Regions from separate parts of the Mus musculus genome. Here region 2 is linked to region 1. Evidence: chromatin loops called from intact Hi-C (ENCODE). Cell type or tissue: gastrocnemius. All regions are shown on one strand.

The links. Peaks named below come from ENCODE experiments on the same cell type or tissue, not always from the same donor. Only the 100,000 strongest peaks of a DNase experiment are listed, where the experiment ranks them.
Region 2: a loop joins it to region 1, with 29 times the contacts of the local background. A loop is called at or near these places in 22 of 42 quality-filtered maps.

What each region holds. Positions count from the first base shown.
Region 1 is chr4:113,628,661-113,636,660 of GRCm38, reverse strand. Skint5 (selection and upkeep of intraepithelial T cells 5) reads left to right here. Exons shown (of 59, transcript NM_001167876.1): 35 at 6,207-6,269; 36 at 7,546-7,608. Among named protein-coding and RNA genes, the nearest start is that of Skint6, 350 kb to the right of the region's middle. In gastrocnemius, no CTCF peak of the experiment used is centred here; no DNase peak of the experiment used is centred here.
Region 2 is chr4:112,898,426-112,906,425 of GRCm38, reverse strand. Skint6 (selection and upkeep of intraepithelial T cells 6) reads left to right here. Exons shown (of 49, transcript NM_001103199.1): 28 at 6,416-6,478. Among named protein-coding and RNA genes, the nearest start is that of Skint10, 130 kb to the right of the region's middle. In gastrocnemius, no CTCF peak of the experiment used is centred here; no DNase peak of the experiment used is centred here.

The DNA of each region.
Region 1 (8,000 bases):
CTATATCTAAAATGTTGAAAATTGGGACAACTTTAAATTAAAGTGAGATTCCCAAAACCTTTCTTACTATAAGACATGGGAACACATGGGACAATGTCAATACCACAGAATTGAAGAAACATTAATATGACAATGCATTCTACATGATCTGAGGCAGTACCAGGATATCAGTCTGGATTGACAGACTCATAGGAGAAACCAGGAACTCTTGACTATCTCCAGCCACACATCCAATAAATAACAAGGATTGGCAGACAATAACAATCACTGAGTATTTTTGTTATAGAAGAGGCATTTGGTGTCCAGGTTTCAATGCTGGTTATAAGTCGTTTACAGAATCTCAAATATTAAAGTAATTTGATTCTTGCTTGTAACTTTACTAGTTTTTGCTATGCCCCGTGGTGGAATGTGTACTGTAAGAGGAAAATAGGCTTTGATATATTTGAACAGCTTTAATTGATGTTTAGGTTGAGTTCTTCAAAAGCTAATGCAGTCAGGATGGAATATATAGAGGACAATGTAGAGAAATTGTCTCCTAGGTTCACACCTATAGAAATGTGACAGCTGGAACACTAGGGACATTTTCGCAAAAATGTTAAATACTATATACTAGAGAGATTAAAGGATGTTTTAAAGACTGAAAAAAGAGTTCATGGAAACCATAGTTGATATAACTCCATAGGGAAATTACTGGGCTTTTCATTATGAAGGTCAGTAATTCCCTCACAACACATGTGGTATATGTTTCTTTCAGGTAAATAGTGACACCACACATGAAGATTTTCATTTATCATCTTTCAACAACCATAAATACCTGATGAAGAAAAGAAGCTATGGTGAAACTCATGAAATATTAGGACCAGTGCAGTAAGCTCAGAAAACTAAAACCACACTGTTCCTTTTCAGGCCTCTATGGAATTGAGTTGCACAATATGCCACAGACTGAGGGCAGGCATGGTAACAATATCAGAAGGATCTCTGAAATAACATCACCAAAAATTTTGAGAAGAAAACCTAGAGAATATTGATTGGATTGTAGATGGATAGATGTGTCATCTCTCATGTTTGTGCACTTAATTAGAAAACCCAACACTGATTTTTATGATTAAATAATTGATGCAAAGCTTGACATATTTACATTCAGTACACATCCTCTCTCATGTTTCTCAATAAGTATTTTTAGTCCTCCAGAACCAATTGACTTTTCTTGAAATGGACAGTAGTGAACCTTCCAAGATCCTGTCCACCCACTGTAAAAGATATTTCACTGTGTAGGGCAGTGAAAGACAATGTTTGAGATAGCAGAGTAAACTGAGACAGGCAAAGAAGCATTATGACAATGGTGAATAGGTTCAAAGCTTAAGACTTCTGGTAACTTAACTTTCACTTGCTATTCAGGGACCTTAAGTTTCTTCCTTCTAACCATTACCTTCTATTCATAGCAACAGTGGAAAAGAAACTTGGCAATTTTCCCTTTGACTAGGGGAACATAACTGCACAGGATACATGCTCAGATTTCATTAACAGTTCAAAAGCCAATAAAATAGAAAAAGAAGTAATAAATAAATAAATAAATAAATAAATAAATAAAATAAGGGAAAGAATAAAAAGAAACAAAGAAATATAGAAAATAAGAAAGAACGGAAGGCACACATCATGTCTTGAATACTATGTGTGGATGATGCAGATAAGGCTACATAAAAATCTGTTGTTGATTTTTATTTTTGTATATAATTATGATAACTGATCACATAGTTTTAAAATTGTTTTGATACTATGTGATCTCATAGTATTTTAAAGTAATAGTTCATGTCATATGACTATAAGGCTTAAAGAGTTACAGCCGAATTGTTTATATATCTTTCCACTAATACTACTACCTAACTAAAAATTAACTTTTTTTTCTATCCCCATAGGTTCATTATAAGATTAAAACAATACTTTTATGTCATAAGTTAGCATGCTTTTGTCAAGACACAAATCACCTACCTTGTGTCATTAGTTTGAAGCCTTGTATAGATAAACTTGTCCATGATTCATTGTCTATCTCTGTGCCTACAATAAATTGCCCATTCATCGCCTAGGACCTTTAGTGACAAGATGGTGGCCTCATTTGGCCTTAATTTGTTCCATGCCTGACTTTTTTTTTTCTTTTTTCAATTAGCATGAGAAAGGGTGAGGTTGACAGACCTCTATGTGGAGTTTTTTGTTTTTTGTTTTTGTTTTTTTCTTCTTTGAGGCTTGAAAGTTACTTGTATCATTGTGGGAGTTCTGTAAAATTATTAACTGGAATTATGGAATAGAATTTGTGTATACAGCATTGCTGCATCAAAGTACATCTTCAAACTGACTCTGCAGGAAATTTTACCAATAGGGAAGCCTGATGCCCAGGAATCATCAGGTTATGTAATCAAGGCAGGAAAGGTATAATATTGGCAGCAAGTAGAAATCCTGGGATGAAGTCTCAAGGAATACTATATCTTAGAGCACACCCATCACAGTCATGAAAAATGGAGGGCAACATCAAGAAGAGAGACTTGCTTACTATGGCTGTTGTAGATGGCTTCTGACATAAGGCCAACTCATAAGGATTTTATAATTGAAAAAGCGACCATTAAAACAAAAGTTGGGTGTTTTGTTTGACTGTTACTTTCTTTGTTTGTTTAATTTTTAATCTGCCACACTGAACTAAAAACAAACAAAAATTCACAGTTGGAGTCAAAAAGAAATTAGAACAAATGTTGAATAACATGGAAAAACTGAAGACACTGAAGAGAGCTCCTAAGGCCAATGAAGACCTAAATCCACATAAAACACCTAGGCATTTCTGCTGTTATTAGATATGCCAAAACTAGATTTTAAGGTCTCAAAAGTAAAGATACAGCACCCACAGCCTACATTATATGAAAATCAGAAACCAGGATAGGTTATACCTGGAAGAGATTCCATACTTACAGGATTTTCAATGTAGACTATCATTGTTTTGATAAACAGCTGTCAAGTTGCTATCAGACTGGATTTAAAACAATTCTGTTTTTACCCATAGTGTATTTCTTCTACTGGGAACTGTAGAGCAACCTGCTTTAGGCAGTCACTTTGAAAAATATAATTGCAACTGACAAAGCTCTTGAAACTAAGTGAATTTTGTTTTAACATAAGGATTTAATAAACAGCCATAAAAATGATAGATATCAACCATCTCCAAAGTATGGAAATTGCCATAAAATATTACCAAATTGATATGAGAGATGAATGAAGAACTGAAGTGTTTTTTATTTCTTTCCTATAGAAAAAAAAACATTACTTTGTAAAGAATGATGTGACACCTCATAATAATTAATAAATTAAAATGATCAAGAATCATACATGACTTAGAAATCTCATGACTCTCATTCCCATTATACTGTATAAAATCAATGAAAAACATTTAGCAAAAAGATCTTTCCTGGAACTTTTCCATGCTCCTGTCAGCATACACTACTGTGGATGCCAACAAGTGATTGCTGACAGGAGCACAATATAGCTGTCTCCTGAGAGACTCTGCCAGTGCCTTGGAAATACAGAGGTGGATGATCTCTACCAACTATTGGACTGAGCACAGGGTCCTCAATGGAGAAGCTAGAGAAAGGACCCAAAGAGCTGAAGGGGCTTGCAGCCCCATAGGAAGAACAATATCAGCCAACCAGTACCCCCAGAGCTCAAAGGTACTAAACTACCAACAAAATAGTCCACATGGAGGGACCCATGACTCCAGCTACATATGTAGCTGAGGATGGCCTTGTCAGACATCAATGGAAGGAGAACACCTTGGTCCTGTGAAGACTCAATACCCCAATGTAGGTGAATGCCAAGACAGAGAAGTGGAAGTGGGTGGGTTGGTGAGCAGGGGGATGGGGAATGGGACAGGGGATTTTCAGAGGGCGAACGAGGGAAGGGAATAACATTTAAAATGTAAATAAAGAAAATATCTAATAAAAATAAATATAAATTTATAAAGGAAAGATAAGAATATATTTTTTACAAAATGGCAGAAAGCACTTATGTTTTCTCTGAGAGGGGGGATTTTTCTGTTTATCTCTTTTCCTCCTCATATATTCTGTTTCCAAACATGGGTTGGAATAATTGCTGAGCAGTTTGAAAAACTGCAGGTGTATATAGAGGGATATGAGAAGCAAAGTAGGGTGAGATCTGAAAACAAATTGGGTCACTGTATTCCCTCTTTTCTGAATGGATGGCATAATTACTTATGGGTGGGAAGATATTATTTAAGGTTTTGGAAGTGAGGAGGCCAAGAAAAGAGACCTCACACATGCTCAGGCTCTATGTGAGGTAGCTTACGGGAGTTTCCCACAGGAGAAAAAAGGTAAAGGAACTATGCTGGAGGTTGGTGGCTCAGAGAAATACTGAAAAGGAAGGTAAAATGTGATGAAACAGACTGTTTGATAATAAAATATATGTAAACTCACACCAATCATGCTAACAGAGTTAGAGGATGGTTATCCTATGGCTCCATGATCACCATCAGCTTTGATAGTAGTTGTATATGATATGCCTGCTGATGATTTGGAACAAAATTATTATGGAATAGGATGGCACTGTATAAAAAGTCTACATCTAAGGTATTTACAAATAAGCCATGGTTTTATAAGGGATGCGATGGTGGCACACTCCTTTAATCACAGCACTCAAGTGGCAGAGGCAGGCAGATTTCTGAGTTCGAGGCCAGCCTGGTCTACAAAGTGAGTTCCAAGACAGCGAGGGCTATACAGAGAAACCCTGTCTCGAAAAACCAAAAAAAAAAAAAAAGAACCAACCAAACAAACAAACAAACAAAAACACAAAACAACAACAACAACAACAACAAAAACAACCAAAAAAAAAATCAAAGAACCAAACCAAACCAAACAAAAAAAAATTAAAAAGACTTAATTGAAATAAATTATTAATTACTGGTAATGAAAACAAAGATAGTCTATAAAGGGTTGGCAACAGCAGTACTAGAGGACAGTTTACATTTTCAATGGTTAACATAAAAACAGGTGAATCTGGAAATATTGAACCATGAACCAGAGCAAGTGGATTGAAGATACTCAGAGAGAAGTTTCTAGGTGAAAGGCAGAGCTCTGGCATCAAAAGGCAAATTCAATTTCATCTTGTTAAAAAAGAAAGAGCAATATTGCTTTTCAGCTTAAGAACTTAGGGTAAAATTTCAAGTGCTAGAAAAAGTTCTATCTCATTTACAAGTATTATACAAACTTTGGAGAATCCTTCCCTGATTTCAAAATAGTAATGATCTCAATGGTGAACAAAATCATATGAGAACCAGATGCAAGAAAGGTTTTTTGTTTGTTTGTTTTGTTTTGTTTTGTTTTTTCGAGTCAGGTTTTCTCTGTGTAGCCCTGGCTGTTTTGGAACTTACTCTGTAGACCAGGCTGGCCTCGAACTCAGAAATCCACCTGCCTCTGCAAGTGCTGGGATTAAAGGCATGTGCCACCACGCCCTACATAAGAAAGTTTTTTTTTTTTTTTTTAATGAACAGCATGTTTGAAATTGTAATTATCTTATGAACAACAAGTTATTAGATAATTAAAGTCCCAGGCACCACTTAAGGAAGATTGGAGAGGATACAACTAATATTGGTTCTAAAATATATCATGCTAATATCCTAGGACATATTATAACTAAAGATCACCGATGTCTAAATGCCTAGATGTCCACTTGCAGGAGGCATGTTCATATGCAGAGATGTTGTGAACAAGGTGCATTAGGTCTCTGGTCTCAAAGTGCCTAATGCTTTTATTGTGGGAAATTTGTTCATTTGCAACACAATTGCAAACAAGGTATCTGTAAGGACAATGTTTATCCTAGGATTAAAAAAAAATCCTACTCTTTCAAGTGTGTTCATTTTATGAGGTAAATGTTTTCATTGGAACAATGGATGTAGGTCCAAGAGAGATACTCAAAGTCTTTACGTGCCATCATAAAATGAAAAGGAGACTTAACTGAAGGCAACACAGCAAAAACTACAGGCCATTTGCTTCTTATCAGCCAGAAAAGAGTAAGCAGGTTGAATTACTTCACTGAAGCAATGCATGCTACTCTGGGCAGTGCTCATCTAGAGAGTAAGAGATAAACAATTACTCTATCCCACAAAAAAACTCAGTGATATAAAATTAGTAATCTAATTTATGCTCCCTTTCCCACAGGAAAAGAAATGTTGCTCTTGGATAAAATTCAGCAGATTCTTCAAATTTCAAGTGTGAATCCAGGTATGATCAATTAGTTTCAAAAGAGAAATTAAGCCCATGGTCTGTGAATATATAGATATAAAATTTAATGCAGTTAGGAGGATTGCCTAGCTGCTACTGTATCCCTAGCTTTATGGCCCATCTGTACAGGAGAAAGAAATGGAGTGTTTGGAAGTACAGAAAATGTGTTAATTTTCAGCCGTTCATGATCCAAGGCCACAATTAAAATTTCAAATGAAAGGTGTAGAAGTCTACATGTGACTATAGTATGCATGAATGGTGGTGTTTATTAGAGCTATAAATATTAGAATTGTTATTTTCGGGCATGAGAAGAATATAAAAGTAAATTCATATTATAACTGAAAGGCAGACATAGAGATATCATGATTTTCGACTTCATAGATTGGAAAGTTTACATGTATATGAGTAAATTGTACTATATGTGTGATATTAATGTAGTAACAAGATGGTCTAGGAGTTATATCGAAACCAAAGACAGGGGAAAAGATTTGTGAAGTGTGGAATGAATATTGTTATATGTTTCCATGAAAATATCTTAAAGAAAATTATGTTTATTTGATACATGTATGCCAATAAAATAAAATCCTCAGACTTATGCACATTCTTGCCATAGTTCTTTCTGACAAGTGCCCTTGCAATATGCAGTATGGCCATCATCTAAACAACTAGGAATGAATATTTCTCAATGCATTTATCCATTTTTTTCTTCTTCCTATATTCTCTGCTTCTTCAGTGGAGTTTCTAATAATACCATTTCAAACAAATTATAGTGACTTCATATTTATCAAGTTGAAACCACTTTAACACTCTAAGTCTCTGTTGTTAAAATATCTGTTGATTTATTATGGCTAATATCGACATTAGAACATGATTGTGTAAAATTATACTTTGGGGGCAATGATTGTCCTAGGTATAAATCAGAAGAATCCCTCTTTTTCAGAGTGACCTTGAAGGTGTGTTCATTTGATTAGGGAATGGTTACTGTGGGATCAATGAGTATAGAAACAATAGAGGTATACCTGGGCTACTTTCGCCATCAGAAAATGAAATGGGGACCTAGATGGAGTACAGGAAGTAAAATGTACAGACCATTGCCTCTTGTCAGCCAGAAAATAATAAGCAGGAAGAAACACCTCAATGAAGTTATACAAATCTACAGCATACTACTGCAGGCAGTCCTGCTCTAGACTTGGCAAAAGATAAATATCATAGTTTATCCTACCAAAACTCAATGATATAAAAATAACCGATTGAATTTATTTGTCTTTTTTCCTAGAAACAAAAGATTTGTTGTTGGAAAAAATTGAGTTGATTCTTCAAAATCCCGGTGTGCATCAAGGTATCATCATTAAAGATATCAAAAAAGAAAATAAGCCTTTAGTTTCTTAAAAAAAAAAAAAAAAAAAAAAAAAAAAGCAAAAACAGAGATACAGTTAAATGGTCTAGTGGAACTACATAACTGCTACTATATCTCTTGCTCTAGTGCAATGCTACTCTAGAAGAAACAATAGGAGTGTTTGGAAGTACAACAAAATGTATTAATTATCAGATGTTAATGATTCAAAGCCAAAATTAAATTGCAAGTAAATTGGAATAGGATGAATGGTATAAATAGGATCTTATGTAACTGTGATTTCACAGAAAACTTAGAACTTAGGATAGCCCCTTTAAGAGGTTTACACAGTCCATATGAAGGAGTAAGTTATCAAAGATTAATAAAATGTATGAGGA
Region 2 (8,000 bases), 730 kb after region 1:
AATACCACAGAATTGGAGAAACATTAATATGACTAATATGACAATGCATTCTACATGACCTGAGACAGTACCAGGATATCAGTCTGGATGGACTGACTCATAGGAGACACCAGAACTCTTGACTATCTCTAGCCACAAGTCCAATAAATATCAAGGATTGGAAGACAATTCCAATCACCAACTAATTTTGTTATAGAGGAGGCATTTGGTGCCCAGGTTACAATGCTGGTTATACGTAGTTTACAGAATCTCAAATATTAAAGTAATTTGACTCTTGCTTGCAACTTTATTAGTTTTTGCTATGCCCCGTGGTGGAATGTTCACTGTAAGAGGAAAATAGGCTTTGACAGATTTGAACAGCTTGAATTGATGTTTAGGTTGAGTTATTCAAAACCTAATGCAGTCAGGATGGGATGTATAGAGGACAATGTAGAGAAAGAGTCTCCTAGGTTCACACATATAAAAATGTGACAGCTGGATCACTAGGGACATTTTTGCACAAATGTTAAATACTATATACCAGAGAGATTAAAGGAAGTTTTAAAGACTGAAAAAGAGTTTATGGAAACCATAGTTGATAAAACTGCATAGGGAAATTACTGGGCTTTTCATGATGAAGGTCAGTAATTCCCTCCCAACATATGTGGTATATGTTTCTTTCAGGTAAATAGTGACACCACACATGGAGATTTTCATTTATCAACATTCAATAACCATAAATATCTGATAAAGAAAAGAAGCTATGGTGAAACTCATGAAATGTTAGGACCAGTGCAGTAAGCTCAGCAGGCTAAAACCACACTGTTCCTTTTCAGGCCTTTGTGTTTGAATTGCACACTATGGCACAGACTGGGGGCAGGCATGATAGCAATATTATCAGAATCTCTGAAATAACATCACCAAAATTTTTGAGAAGAAAACTTAGAGAATATTGATTGGATTGTAGATGGATAGATGTGTCACCTCTCATGTTTATGCACTTAATTAGAAAAACCAACACTGATTTTTATGATTAAATAATTGATGCAAAGCTTGATATATTTACATTCAGTGCACATCCTCACTCATGTTTCTCAATTAGTGCTTTTAGTCCTCCATAACCAATTGACTTTTCTTGAAGTAAACAGTAGTGAGCCTTCCAAGATCCTGTCCACCCAATGTAAAAGATATTTCACTGTGTAAGGCAGTGAAAGACAATGTTTGACATGGCAGAGTAAACTGAGACAGGCAAAGAAGCATTATGGCAATGGTGAATGGGTTCAAAGCGTAAGACTTCTGGTAATTTAACTTTCACTTGTTATTCAGGGACCTCAAGTTTCTTTCTTCTAACAATTACCTTCTATTCATAGCAGCAGTGGAAAAGAAACTTGGCATTTTTTCCCTTTGACTAGGGGAACATCACTGCACAGGATAGATGCTCAGATTTCATTAACGATTCAAAAGCCAATGAAATAGAAATAGAAGGATGAAAGAAAAGAAAAGAAAGTAAGGAAGGAAGGAATAAATTAGGGAAGGAAGATAAAGAAACAAGAAACAAAGAAATATAGAAAATAGAAAAGAAAAAAAGGTGCACACGGTGTCTTGAATACTATGTGTGGATAATGCAGATGAGGCTACATAAAAATTTGTTGTTGCTCCTTATTTTTGTATATAATTATGATAACTGATCACATAGTTTTAAAATTGTTTGTATATTATGTGACCTCATAGTATGTTTAAAGTAATAGTTCACGTCGTATGGCTATAAGTCTGAAAGAGTTACAGCAGAATTGTTTATATGTTTCCACTAATACTACTACCTAACTAAACATTAACTTTTTTATATCCCCATAGGTTCATTATAAGATTAAAACAATACTTTTATGTCATAAGTTAGCATGCTTTTGTCAAGACACAAATCATCTGCCTTGTGTCATTAGTGTGAAGCCCTGTATAGATAAACTTGTCCATGATTCATTGTCTATCCCTGTGCCTACATTAAATTGCCCATTCATTGTTTAGGACCTTTAGTGACAAGATAGTGGCCTCATTTGGAATCTAGATTGGATGTTACCAATGATCCTAATTTGTTCCGTACCTGTCTTTTTTCTTTTTGCAATTAGCTTGAGAAAGGCTGAGTTTGACAGACCTCTATGTGGAGGATTTTTTGTTTTTTGTTTTTTGTTTTTTGTTTTTTGTTTTGTTTGTCTTTTTGTTTTGTTTTGTTTTGTTGTTGTTGTTTTTTTCTTTTTTCTATGGGAGGCTTGAAAGTTACTTATATCAATGTGGGAGTTCTGTAAAATCATTATCTGGAAATATGGAATCAAATTTGTGTATACAGCATTGCTGCATCAAAGTACATCTTCAAACTGACTCTGCAGGAAATTTGCCCAATAGAGAAGCCTGATGCCCGGGAATCATCAGGGTATGTAATCAAGGCAAGAAAGGTATAATATCTGCAGCAAGTAGAAATCCTGGGATGAAGTCTCAAGGAATACTGCATCTTAGAGCACACCCTTCACAGTAATAAAACATGGAGGGCCACATCCCGAAGACAAACTTGCTTACCATGGCTGTTGTAGATGGCTTATGACATAAGGCTAACTCATAAGGCTTTTATATTTGAAAAAGCAACTATTAAAACAAAAGTTGGGTGTTTTGTTTGACTGTTTCTTTCTTTTTTGTTTAATTTTTCAAGCTACCATATCGAACTAAAAATAAACAAAAAGTCATAGGTTGGAGCCAAAAAGAAATTAGAACAAATGTTGAATAACATGGAAAAACTGAATACACTGAAGAGAACACCTAAGGCCAATGAAGACCTAAATCCACATAAAACACCTAGGCTATATCTGCTGTTATTAGATATGCCAAAACTAGATTATAAGGTCTCAAAAGTAAAGATACAGTACTCATAGCTTACATTATATGAAAATCAGAATCCAGAATAAGATATACCTGGAAGGTACTTCCCAGTGTTATGGCTTCCATACTTCCAGATCTTTCAATGTAGACTACCGTTGTTTTGCCAAATAGCTGTGGAGTTGCTATCAGACTGGTTTTAAAACAATTGTGTTTTTACCCATAAGTATTTCTCCTACTGGGAACTGTAGGGCAACCTGTTTTTGGCAGTCACTTTGAAGAATATAATTGCAACTGACTAAGCTTTTGAAAATAAGTGAACTTTGTTTTAACATAGGGATTTAATAAATAGCCATAAAATGATAGATATCAACCATCTCCGAAGTTTGGAAATTGCCATGAAATATTACGAAATTGATATGAGAGATGAATGAAGTACTGAAGTGCTATTTATTTCTTTACTATAGGAAAAAGTTACTTTGTAATGAATGATGTAAGACTTCATAACATTTAATAAATTAAAATGATCAGGAATCACACATGACTTAGAAATCTCATGACTCTCATTCCCATTATTCTTTTTTAAAATCAATGAAAAATATTTGGTAAAAAGATCTTTCCTGGAACTTGTCCATAAGCTGAATCCAATGTAGTTAGTATTTTGGAATTATGTTATCTTCATGAAATATAGAAATATGAGAAATATATGATTTTGCGTTAATTCCTGGTGTGGGGATATTGAGATTCTTCACGTTATCCAGAGCAGATGACTATAATTTATTTTGTGCTCTAGCTGGAGTAATTTTGTCAGCTGCAAATGTGTGACAATTACAGTTATGGAGAATATTAAGAGGGCATAATAATTTCTAGTGCACATAGTATCGATTTTAGTTCTCTGTTTTGGTTGTTCAAGGTTTGGATGCAGTTTGTTAGTATTCATGTTTAAAGAAGAAACAACAACAATAACAACAAGAAAAAGAAATTAGATTTGAATTTCTCTTTCTTTGTTCTCACCATTTTTTACTTTTTTAGTTTATCTGGTATTAGGGGGATGAATGGCTTGAAGAGAGATGGAGGAAGTTGAAAGAAAGAATAATGCACAAAAGAAAAAAGATCAGCTACAATTAAAATATTGAAAGTGAGAGAATTTGGAGAAAGAAGATCCCACAAATTAACTAATACACAAAAATATGAGACTATACAGAACTTGACATTTGAGGTCAAATACCATTGGAAAAATCACAGTGAAAGATAGAAATACAGTTACCAAAACCATACACTACTGTGGGTGCCAACAAGTGCTTGCTGACAGGAACCTGATATAGCTGTCTAATGAGAGGCTCTGCCAGTGCCTTATAAATACAGAGGTGGATGATCTCAACCAACTATTGGACAGAGCACAGGGTCCCCAATGGAGAAGCTAGAGAAAGGACCCAAAGAGCTGAAGGGGTTTGCAGCCCCATAGGAAAAACAACAATATCAACCAACCAGTACCCCCCAAAGCTCACAGGGACTAAACTACCAACAAAAGAGTACACATGGAGGGACCCATGGATTCAGCCACATATGTAGCAGTGGATGACCTTGCAAGGCATCAATGGAAGAAGAGGCCCTTGGTCCTGTGAAGACTCAATGCCCCAATGTAGGGGAATGCCAGGACAGGGAATTGGGAGTTGGTGGGTTGGTGAGCAGGGGAATTGGGAATGGGATAGGGGATTTTCAGAGGAAGGAAGGGGATAACATTTGAAATGTAAATAAAGAAAATATCTAATAAAAATAAAAATAAATTTAAAAAGGAAAGATAGGAATATATTTTTTACAATATGACAGAAAGCACATATTGTGTCTGCTATGGCTGGATACTTTCTGCATTTCTCTGAGAGGGAAATTTTCTGGTTATCTCTTCCTCCTCATATATTCTGTTTTCAAACATAGTTTAGAATAATTGCTGAGCAGTTTGAAAAACTGCAGGTGTATATAGAGGGATCTGAGAAGCAAAGCAGGCTGAGATCTGAAAACAAATTGGGTCACTCTATTCCCTCTTTTCTGAATGGATGGCATAATTACTTGTGGGTGTGAAGGTATTGTCCCAGGTTTTGGAATCACTTAGGAAGGGAGGAGCACAAGAAAAGAGACATCACAAATGATCAGGCTCTATGCGAGGTAGCTTACAGGAGAAAAATAGGTAAAGGAACTGTGCTGGAGGCTGGTGGCTCAGAGAAATATTGAAAAGGAAGGTAAAATATGATGAAACAGACTGATGAAAATAAAAAAAAATATTTAAACTCACACCAATCATGCTAACAGTGTTAGAGGATGGTTATCCTGCGGCTCCATGACCACCATCAACTTTGATAGTAGTTGTATATGCCTGCTGATGATTTGGAACACTTAAGATGGCACTGTATAGAAAGACTACATCTAAGGTATTTACAAATAAGCCATGGTTTTATAAGTAACGGACTTGACTTAATTGAAATAAATTATTAATTCCTGTTCATCAAAACAAAGATAGTCTGTAAATGGTTGGCAACATCAGTACAAGAGGAAAGTTTACAATTGTAATGGTTAACATACAAATGGATGAATCTGGGAATATTGAACCATGAACCAAAGCAAGTGGATTGAAAATACTCAGAAGTTTCAAGGTGAAAGGCAGAGCTCTGGCATCAAAAGTCAAACTCAATTTCATCATGTTAAAAAGGAAAGAGCAATGTAGTTTTTCAGCTTAAGAACTTAGGGTAAAATTTCAAATGCTAGAAATAGTTCTACATCATTTACAAGTATTGTACAAACTTTGGAGACTCCTTCCCTGATTTCAAAATAGTAATGATCTCAATGGTGAACAAAATCATATGAGAACCAGATGCAAGAAAGGTTTTTTTTTTTATAAACAACTTGTTTGAAATTGTGAATATCTTATGAACAACAAGTCATTAGATCATTAAAGTCCCAGGCACCACTTAAGAATGATTGGAGAGGGATACAACTAATATCGGTTCTAAAATATGTCATGATAATATACTAGGACATATTATAATTAAGATCACTGATGTCTAAATGCCTAGTTGTCCACTGGCAGGAAGCATGCTCAAATGAACAGATGTTGTGAATAAGGTACAATAGGTCTCTGGTCTCAAAGTGCCTGATGTTTTTATTGTGGGAAATTTGCTCATTTGCAAATCAATTGCAAACAAGGCATCTCTAAGGACAATGTTTATCCTAGGCATAAAAAAAAAAGCCTACTCTTCCATGTGTGTTCATTTTATGAGGTAAATGTTATCATTGGAACAATGGATGTAGGTCCAAGAGAGATCATCAAAGGCTTTACGTGCCATCATAAAATGAAAAGGGGACTTAGCTGAAGGCAACACAGCAAAAACTACAGGCCATTTGCTTCTTGTCAGCCAAAAAAAAATAAGCAGGCTGAATTATTTCACTGAAGCAATGCAAGTCTAATGCATGCTTCTGTGGGCAGTGCTCATCTAGATGATAAGAGATAAACAATTAATCTATCCCACAAAAACTCAGTGATATAAAATTACTAATCTAATTTATGCTCCTTTGCCTACAGGAAGAGAAAAGTTGCTCTTGGACAGAATTCAGCAGATTCTTCAAAGTTCAAGTGTGAATCCAGGTATGATCAATTAATTTCAAAAGAGAAATTAAACCCATGATCTGTGAATATATTGATATAAAATTTAATGCTGTTAGTAGGAGTGCCTAGCTGCTACTGTATCCCTAGCTTTAGGGCATTTCTGTACAGGAGAAAGAGCTGAAGTGTTTGGAAATATAGAAAATGTTAATTTTCAGCTGTTCATGATCCACAACCACAATTAAAATTTCAAATGAAAAGTGTAGAAGTCTACATGTGACTATGGTATGCATGCATGGTGGTGTTTAATACAGCTATAAATAGTATAATTGATATTTTGTGGCATGAGAAAAAAATAAAAGTAAATTCATATTATAACTGAAATGCAGACATACAGATATCATGATTTTCAACTTTGTAAATTGGAAAGTTTACATGTATATGAGTAAATTGTAATATATGTGTGATACTAATGGAGTAACAAGATGGTCTAGGAGTTATACCGAAGCCAACGACAGGAAAAAAAGAAGTGGGGAAGTGCAGAATGAATATCAAATTATTTTTATATGTTTGCATGAAAATATCTTAAAGAAAATTATCTGTTTATGTGATACATGTATGCCAATAAAATAAAATCCTCAGACTCATGTACATTCTTGCCGTAGTTCTTTCTGACAAGTGCCCTTGCAATATGCAGTATGGCCATCATCTAAGCAACTGGGAGTGGATATGTCTCAATGTATTTAACCATTTTTTTCTTCTTGCAATATTCTCTGCTTCTTCAGTGGAGTTTCTAACAAAACCATTTCAAAGAAATTATAGTGACTTTGTATTTATCAAGTTGAAACCACTTTGACACTTGTGATTGCAATCCAATTTTATGAGGAAGCTGAAAGGTGAAATGTATGTGTCAAAAATGAAGATGCATAGAACTATTCAACATTATAGCTATCTAAATTTAATCACCCAGGCTCAATTCAGAAAAATATTACCCATAATCGTATGAGCAATAAAAAATACACTCTTTGGTTCAAACTCTTTAGATGCCTTCACTGATTATAATCTTATATTGGTTTCAGTGGCAAACCTAATCATATAAAACCAGAAATAAGGCAGGTTAGTATAGAGATGTTGGTGTTGGAAAAATGTGAATATATTATGAAAAAGAAGTTCTTAGACCACTAAAGTCATAGGTGTCAAATATGGAGTCATGGAGAGGGAGGAAACTGATATTTATTCTGATGTGCAGCATACTAATTTGCTAGGTCATACTAAATCTAGAGATCACCAATGTATAAATGCCTAGTTATTCAGCCACAAGAAACAGGGTCATATATAAAGATATTGTGAACAAGCCGCTCTAAGTCTCTGTTGTTAAAATATCTGTTGATTGATTATGGCAAATATCGACATTAGAACACAATTGTGTAAAATTTTACTCTAGGGGCAATGATTGTCTTAGGTATAAATCAGAAGAAACCCTCTTTTTTCAGAGTGATCCTGAAGGTCTGTTCATTTGACTAAGGAAGGTTTACTGTGGGATCAATGAGTATAGAAACAAAAG